Regions from separate parts of the Homo sapiens genome. Here regions 1 and 2 are each linked to region 3. Evidence: chromatin contacts called from ENCODE Hi-C data. All regions are on one chromosome and are shown on one strand. The core of a region is the stretch at or near the end of the contact, and the rest is flanking DNA. Distances in the headings are between cores, read along the strand shown. Region 1 holds the start of PPIL4 (peptidylprolyl isomerase like 4). Region 2 holds the start of GINM1 (glycosylated integral membrane protein 1). Region 3 holds the start of STX11 (syntaxin 11).

What was found. Hi-C counts contacts between places; a loop is a spot of excess contacts on that map. Pooled maps may share reads with other maps.
Region 1: a pooled map shows a loop between it and region 3 (7-fold over the local background). The contact joins the promoter of PPIL4 here to the promoter of STX11 in region 3. A Hi-C loop is called at or near these places in 2 of 50 pooled maps.
Region 2: a pooled map shows a loop between it and region 3 (7-fold over the local background). The contact joins the promoter of GINM1 here to the promoter of STX11 in region 3. A Hi-C loop is called at or near these places in 5 of 50 pooled maps.

The regions. Positions count from the first base shown.
Region 1 is chr6:149,544,607-149,547,306 of GRCh38, reverse strand. It overlaps PPIL4 (peptidylprolyl isomerase like 4), which reads left to right and starts at 1,264. Exons shown (of 13, transcript NM_139126.4): 1 at 1,264-1,371. The coding sequence starts at 1,302. RefSeq lists enhancers at 1-371, 1,075-1,374.
Region 2 is chr6:149,564,637-149,567,624 of GRCh38, reverse strand. GINM1 (glycosylated integral membrane protein 1) reads right to left here and starts at 1,250. Exons shown (of 8, transcript NM_138785.5): 1 at 1,091-1,250. The coding sequence starts at 1,210. RefSeq lists enhancers at 654-703, 1,954-2,083 and a silencer at 974-1,523.
Region 3 is chr6:144,148,968-144,151,933 of GRCh38, reverse strand. STX11 (syntaxin 11) reads right to left here and starts at 1,417. Exons shown (of 2, transcript NM_003764.4): 1 at 1,231-1,417. RefSeq lists a silencer at 1,291-1,730.

The DNA.
Region 1 (2,700 bases), core at 15-2,514, 5.4 Mb before region 3:
AATAAGAAGATGGCGTAGGATGGGGTAGGAGAGGATCTTGTAAATCATTATAAAAGCTCTGGCTTTTCCGCCAGGTGCGGTGGCTCAAGCCTGTAATCCCAGCACTTTGGGAGGCGGAGGCGGGCGGATCCACGAGGTCAGGAGGTCGAGACCATCCTGGCTAACACGGTGAAACCCGGTCTCTACTAAAAACACAAAAAATTAGCCGGGCGTGATGGCGGACACCTGTAGCCCCAGCAACTCGGGAGGCGGAGGCAGGAGAATGGGGTGAACCCGGGAGGCGGAGCTTGCAGTGAGCCGAGATCGCGCCACTGCACTCTAGACTGGGCGACAGAGCGAGACTCCGTCTCAAAAAAAAAAAAAAAAAAAAAAGCTTTGGCTTTTCGTCAGATGTGAAGTTATTGGAGATTATGTGTAAAATGTCATAAGAAAGAGTGACAGGCTTGCCCAGAAGAGTGTCTGGGGAATAAACTTGCATGGCAAAATGTTAGTTTTGGCCAGGCGCAGTGGCTCACGCCAGTAATCTCAGCACTTCGGGAGGCCAAGGCGGGAAGAGTTCGAACTCCTTGAGCTCAGGAGTTTGAGACCAGTCTGAGCAACATAGTGAGACCACCTCCCCCGACCGCCATCTCTACAAAAAATAAAAGAACAAAATTAGCCGGGCGTGGTGGCGCGCGCCTGTGGTCACTTGGGAGGCTGAGACAGGAAAATCGCTGGAGCCCGGGAGGTGGAGGTTGCAGTGAGCCGACATCGCGCCACTGCACTCCAGCCTGGGCAACAGAGCGAGACCCTGTCTCAAAACAGAAAACAAAACAAAATGTTAGTTCTTAGAATCGGAAACCCCTAGTAGAGGCCCAAAGTTGTTTTGCGAAAAGGAGACTGACGAGGAAACCCGGAGGAGTCCGCCCAAATAGGTGGAGAGAAGATCCCGCCGCGGGCGCCCCCTGGTGGATAAAAGGGCCGCGCGGAGGGCCGCTCTGCTCTTGAGACGGACACAAACGGGGCACAAAACACTATACTGAGACCGTTCTGAGGGACAGGCTTCCACCAAAATCGCCAAGGGCGGACCAGGATTTTCAAAACGGCCGCGCCGGGGGCGGGACCAACCCGATCCGTAAGTCAGCTGGGCAGCCCGGCGCCCGCACGCCGACCGGAAGGAACTGCTCGGAACCGGGGGCGGCGCCGGCGAGATGACGCAAAAGGGGTCGCGCCGAGGGTGACGCGTGGCGTAGACGACGCCGTCGGCCTGCGCCTGTCACCCCCCTCCTCCCGGGGTTTGTAGCGGAGGAGGAGCGGGCGCCATGGCGGTTCTACTGGAGACCACTTTAGGCGACGTCGTCATCGACTTGTACACCGAAGAACGGCCGCGTGGTGAGGCTTGAGCCCCACTCACCTGTCGCCGGGGCCCCCGAGCTTGTCTCCCTACTTTCCCTTCTCTGCGCAGTCCAGGGCAGAGATTGGCTAGAGCTCGAGCTTCTGGGCTGCTGGTGCCCGCGACTGGGCTATTTTATTAACCGGCCTTGGCTAGAAAAGTTTTTGTGACGGGAATTCGTTTGAGCCTTGGCAGCCCTTCTCCCGTATTTTGTGTTGGCCAGTCCGGTGGACGGTGCTTGCGGTCATTAATTGCCTTTGGGAGTGTGTGTGTGGGGCGTGTGTGTGTGTGATTCGAGCTGCACATACAATACCCATAGCTTTTGTGCCTTTATTGTGTTTACTCGTGAGAGGAACATAGGAACTATTGCTTGGTGTGTAATCGGTTAAATCTTGATGAAGGCAGTTAGGGTGTGCTTGGCGCAGCGAGTGTGGGCATACCGCTTAGGTGGAGGAGGAAGAGGTTGTCTGGAGTGTGGACTGAGCCTTCGAGGCACTGGGCTAAGTCCTGGGCTTGGCTTCTTGCCCCCGAGGGTCTGATTTTTCCACTGGGGGAAGTAGACACAGGAACCCATTTTAGTTTTCTATGTGTTATGGTAGAAGAATGTGTAAGTTGCCACGGAAACCAGAAGAGGGCGGCTTCTTTGGTGGGGGGTGGGAAGAAGCAAAGCTAGCGAATACTATATAGAACACTTGAACTAGTTCTTTCAAAGATGAATGGGAATGAGGGTTTTCTTAGCTTGGACTTTCTTTGTTTGGAATTTTCTGGAAACGGCAAGTAGTTTGGTGTGGCTGGAAGGACTGGTGTGAGTCGTGGAATGGTAGACTCGAGTGTGGTCAGATACGCCTAGGTCAGTCGTGAATAGTCTTGTGTGCCCTACTGATGATCAGAGTCCTTGAAGACTTTAAAAGCAGGATTGAGGCATGGCATACTTGTTTTGAGAAGATAATAGGCAGCGGTGTGGAGAATGTATCAGAGTCAGGAAGAAACTGAGACCAGGAGAGATTAGTTACAAACAGGGTCCTACCCACATGGAATGCAGAGCCTATCAAAGAAGGTGAAATAAGTTGCAATATTGTACAATAACTACCTCCTGCCGTGCTCCGCTTTCCCTCGCACGCAGCTATTCCTCCCTCCTCTCCACCTGGCGAAAACACTACAAACTCTCCCGTACCATTGTTACCATTCTTTTGCTGTTTCTTCTAAACAATATTCTTCTCCACTATTGTCCTTCTGGCAAACTTACTACTTATTATCTAAATCTCAGATCAAGCATCATCTCTTCTTTGAAGCTCTCCCTCCTTTCTAAGCAGAGTTACCTGAGGGTT
Region 2 (2,988 bases), core at 1-2,500, 5.4 Mb before region 3:
CCCTCACCCAGGCTGGAATGCAGTGGCACGATCTCGGCTCACTGCAACCTCTGCCTCCCGGGTTCAAGCAATTCTCCTGTCTCCGCCTCCCGAGTAGCTGGGACTACAGGCACCTGCAACCACGCCCAGCTAATTTTTCTATTTTTAGTAGAGACGGGGTTTCACCTTGTTGGTCAAAGTGACACTTACCGTGCCCTTCGCCTTTGTATTTAGAGTGTTCATATTCAAGTCTTGACTAGGAAGAGGTGTACCGACATAGTTTCTTGTCATTCTCAGAACACTTGCTCTTTAAAATATTCAAACTTTTCCCTACCATTCTACTGAAAAAAGGCTGATACTGGCCTAGGTAGGCACGACTCTACGGCAGGAATGGTGAGCATCAGCCACGTTTTAATGTTAGGATGCCTCGATTCTCCCACCTCAGCTGGCATCAGAAGCACCTGCAGGACTCTCCAACCCGGACTGCTGGGCCCCGCCCCCAGAGGCCGGGCTGAGTCCCCAGGGGATGCGGACACCGCCGATCGCGCCCCGCCGTGAGAACTTCTCCTCCAACATCCGACAAAAACATTACGTCGCGCGAGGGCCAGGTCTCTCCCTCTGCCCACCTGAGCCCGGCGGAGCCCCGCAGCCTCGGAACGGCGGACCCTCGCGATCGCAGGCCGAGCAGGCACAAGTGGCCTGGAAATGCGCGAAGTGGGCAACTTCCACACTTCCCGAGCACACAAACATTCCTTGCCCAAGCGCTGGCTCTACCCCGGGAAGGCGCCATTACGAAGGCCTGATCACCGGCAACCGCGCGCTTCGACGGCAAAGCCCCGTCAGGTCGCGCGCCGGCTTGGGCCGCCGGAGAGTCGGTGTGGAGTGGCTCGAGGCTCACTCACAGCGACGCAGCCCCAGTGGGTCCCTTTCCTCTTACCTCGGCCTCCCACGCCGCCCCCATTTCCTGGGGTGCTTCTCCCCACACCTCCTTCGGGGGCCCGGACCCCCGCCCCTGCCCGCCGGTGGGATGTGGGAAGCGTCACTGTGGACAGCCCGGGCCTCCCGGAGAGTCGGAGTCGTAAAGCGGCCAGCCAGGCCCGCCCTGCCCTACCTGTGGGGCTCCGGACAGCGGCGGCGGCTCGGGGGCGCCCGTCGTCAGCCAGCCGGAGGCGGGTAGCGCCACGAACAGCAGGAGCCGGAGGGCGAGCGACCCCGGTGGAGCGCCCTCCATCTTGGACAACCCGGGCAGAGGGCAGCCGCGGCCGGGAGGTGAGGGCGGAGCCGGCCCGCGGGCGGGACGGAGCTTCGGCGGGAGGGACGGGGAGGGGCGGGGAGAGACGGGGAGGGGCGGGACGGGCCCTCCCCTCCCCGGGCGGCCGCGGAGAGGCGCGGGGACGCTCCGAGATCCGGCTCGCCAGGGAAAGGCGTTTGCGCACGCGCAGCGCCGCGCGGCGTCGAGGGGCGGAGTGAAATCTTGGAAGGTACGGCCCCTCATTAGACCCGCCCTCAGGATTGGACAGGACTCCAACTGGAGCGATGTAAATGTCCTCGTAACCATTATTTTTAAAATTAGTATTTACACACATGCATGTGTCTGTGTGTGCACATGTACATGTACCTATACGATGAAAACAACGGTAATATTTCAGAAAACTGTTATACATTAAAAATGAAACATCGCATTTACAGGGGAAGTTTTTATTAAGTGGGTAATTCCCCACCCTTGGCTGCACGTGGGACTCTCCCGGGCAGCTTTAAAAAGTACTGGGGTCTTCCTGAACACCCCACTTTCCAGCCTGGGCTGCGGCTCGGGCCCTGGTGGTTTTTTAATTTTCTCGGGTGATTCATTGTGGGGCCAAGGTTGAGGATGCGCCATGCTTACTGTTCAGCATTCTGCCGACCCCTGGAGGCGGCGCGGGGACAGCGCTCAGCTGGAAGGAAGCCAGCGCACCTGGGCTGTCAGTGCCTTTTTGGTCAGTATCGTAACTCTAAAGTGAAAGTGTTAGACTTTTCTTCCACCTTGCAGATTTAAAAAAAAAAAAAAGTTACGGAACCCTGTAAAGCAGAGTAGCAAGAAATTCAAGCATTTTAGATTAACAGGATTGCATGTTGATTGAGAAAAACTTGGAAACTTGGCCATTCAGGCAGAATAAGAGTAATATTTAGTCTTCCTTTGAAATAAAACTTTTGACATGAAATAAAACTTTTGACATGAAAAAGGAAACAAGAATCTATTTCTCTCTTTGAGCCCCCTTTACTCCTTTGAACACCCTCCTCCCACAGGCCTGCTGACCGCCACCGCCCCCTCCCCCGGCCCCGCCCCAGAATAAATTATAAACGTTTTGGCTAAAGACTCCTTTCAACTAACTCCGGGCTTACTCTGAGATTCCCCACGCCATTGTTAAGCTACAAGTGATTTCACAGCGAAGCCCCACACACTTCTGGGTTCCATCTGCAAACTTGGCCTTTTCCTTTTTTTCCTACTGCTGGAATTAAAAATGAATTTGGAGATGGGCGTGGTCATTTGTGCCTGTACTCCCAGCTATGCAGCAAACGCAGGCAGGAGGATCGCCTGAGTCTATTAAAAAAAAAAAAAAAAAAAGGAATCTAGAAGCCGGGTGCAGTGGCTCACGCCTGTAATCCCAACACTTTAGGAGGCCGAGGCGGGTGGATCACTTGAGGTCAGGAGTTCGAGAATAGCCTGGCCAACATGGTGAAACCCCATCTCTACTAAAAATACAAAAATTATCCAGGCATACTGGCACGCACCTGTAATTCCAGCTACTAGGGAGGCTGAGGCAGGAGAATCGCTTGAACCCAGGAGGCGAAGGTTGCAGTGAGCCAAGATCGCGCCATTGCACTCCAGCCTGCGCGGTGGAGCGAGACTCCGTCTCCAAAAAAAAAAAAAAGAATCTGGAAGTCAGAAAACATGACATGTGGATCTGTATAATTTGAATTAGTAATATAAGGTTACAAAGTACGTCTATATGAAAAGATAATAGGTAAAGT
Region 3 (2,966 bases), core at 168-2,667:
TACCGTGTTGAGATAGTGTGCAGTCCCTTCCTAAGGGCTGTTACCCACCGCAATAGGACTTGTCAGCTTCAACTTTTAAATTTCTCTGCTCCCGCTGGGACCCACCCGCTTCAAAAATCATCATGTGGTTTTAGCACCAATTTAGTAAACACAAACTGTCTGAAATATTTTGATTTTAGAGAGTTACTTACAATCACCACATTAAATGATACCTTTCTCCCATGCAGTGAAAATGACAGCAAAATGGTCATTGAATAATGAAATTAATTTTCTCTTGGGCATCTGTGGCAAAGCACATGATTTCAATGGTTATCTTAGATCAGCCCAGTGACCTTTACTGGCATGTTGTAACATCAGGCGCCTTAGGAAACTGAAAACTCAATCGTCACTTCCCATACCACTGCCCCAGGTTGGCAGGGCAGGCATTTCACATCTAGAGTCTCATTTTAAAGCAAGCCTCGCTTTTCAAAAGTTCATTAACAAAGTCTCACAATTAAGAGAGCAGCCCTGTGACTCATTTTTGGATACCTGTAAATAACAGCTCCTCCCTCTGCTGAGAAACGGCTGAAACAAGTGCGTGAGAACCACAGGAAGTAATACAGATCTCAGCTGGTGTCAGCGGAGTCTAGAAAAAGGCAGAATTCCCTCTCAGGACGGCGTGGCTCTCGCAGGCATTGCCACTACTTCTCTCCATGTTTCTAAAACAAAGTCTTACGTGGGCTTCGAAGGGACTCCTCGAAGGCTCTATCAATTTCTCCGTCTTTCCTGGCTACTGAGTGACACCGCCAAGTTCAAGTCAAGAAGTACCCATTCTGGTGTTTTTGACACAGTCACCCTACTAGGAAGTGAAGAGGTGATAATAAAAAAACACTCCAGCCTTTCGATTTAAAATAAAAGTAGTCTTGGGTGGACACTTTATAAAGGCAGCCTACCAACAGGTATCCCTAAAATAATTCTTACGAAGCACTAAATCCTAAGTCCCTCAGCCTCTGAAATTAAAAGTAATTTTAAAAAATCATTCTGCTTTATATGAGAAACCCAATGCTGTGTTTCCGAAGGTGCCCAGAGGCGGCGTGAGGACCTGCGCCAGATCCAAAATCCCACCTAAGGCACAGCCGCGGGTCCCGAGCCTAGACAGTGCCCCCGCCCCGACCCGCCCTCCCCGATCTCTCCGCGCACGGGGAAAATAGTCAGGAAGAGAAATGGGGGCTCAGGAAGAGAAAAACAAACCTGGACTGGGAGCGAGAGTGCGAACCGAGAAGCCCCTCTCCCGGCAGGGCGCGCGTCCCCTGTGGGCGCAGCGATGGAGAAGGAAACCTGTTGCGCGACTCCCGGCGGCTCCGCTCCCGGCGCCTCCTGCGGCCGAGGCTGAGTTCCTCCACGGCCGCCCGAGCTCCGCGCCGCCGCGGCCGCATCTGGGCGCCGCCGGCTCAGCCCCCGCCGCTTAGGAAGCGACCACAGCTGGGGACCAGGCCCCGCCCCGGGATGACAGCGCTGGGGCGCGGCGGCAGCCGGCTCACAGAGCGCGGGTTCCCGCCCCACCCAGAGTCCATGCGCTCGGGACCGCCCGGAGCCGGGGACGCGCTCCAGCCCCTCCCGCAAGCCCAGGGGCGTTCCCGCGGGCTGCGCGGACCGGCGCGGGGAGTGGGATGTTTGCCGCCCAAGACACTTCCTCCGCTCGTCCTCTGGTCCCCAGGGCAGGGAGCGCGCTGGACTTCCCCCGGGAATCCCCGCTGCGCTGGTGACATTTGCAGTCCGGTGCGTTGCCGCGGCGAGGACGCTGGAAGCCGTCTCTGAGCGTGGGTGTGGCTGCGGAAGCTGCGGCAGGTCCTGCATCCCTGGGACCCTCGAGGACGCGGGCGAGGAGCCTGCGGTCACACGGAGGCCGAGCACCGCCTTCCCAGAACCCTGCCGACCAACCTCTCTCCAGTCGGCCTCAACACCCGCCGGGCTCATCATTCTCTGGATATCAACTGAGCGTCCCCTTGTGTGCCCACCGCGCTCAAAAATACTGCCAAGACCCACCCTCCAGGTCCCGGCACTTTAACGGGGAGGGATAAATAGAAAGTGTGGATTGTGCCAGGTGGTGGTAAAGCACCTTGAAAAACAAGGCTGAGGCTGAAAAGTAAGGAAGTGATACTCAAAAAAGGAAAAATCGGGCCGGGCGCGGTGGCTCACGCGCGTATTCCTAACACTTTGGGAGGCCGAAGGGGGAGGATCTCTTGAGCCCAGGAGTTTGAGACCAGCCTGAGCGATGTGGTGAAAGCCTATCTCTACAAAAAATAAAAAAATTAACTGGGCGTGGTGGCGCACGCTGTGATCCCAGCTGCTCGGGAGGCTAAGGTGGGAGGATCACTTGAGGCTGAGAGGTCAAGGATGCAGTGAGCCGAGATCGCGCCACTGTACTCCAGCCTGGGCGACAGAATGAGACGCTGTCTCAATTGAATGAGAAGAAAAAAAATAAAACTAAAGAACGAATCCTGCCTTGATGGCAGAATGTTTAGACACAGGAACCACCTGAAAGCTCCCAGTTGCCAAAGATGGAACCATTTGAGCAACGAAGTAAACTAAACAAGGTAGTATTGGATTACAAGCCAAAGTAAAAAAATCCATGAGTCTACACTGATATAAATAAATAATTGAATAAATAAATAAAAGGCGGAGAGGAGACAAATCTCCTATACAGAATAATTCCAAATAATTTATGTAGATCATGTACCCTAGGCTGTGCACAGTGACTTCCTCCAAAATAGTACAATGTGGAAAGGGAAAAACAGTAGGTTTACAATGGAGAAAGCCGACAGACACTACCCCAGCCAGATGTTCTAAGCCAACGTCAACAATCGTGACTCATTGATGGCATGTAGTCAATATGATGTGATGAATGTGGCATATTACATGTGTGGTCTCCCTCCTGGAAAACCATAACCTCAGTCTCATAATGAGAAAAATATCAAACAAATTCC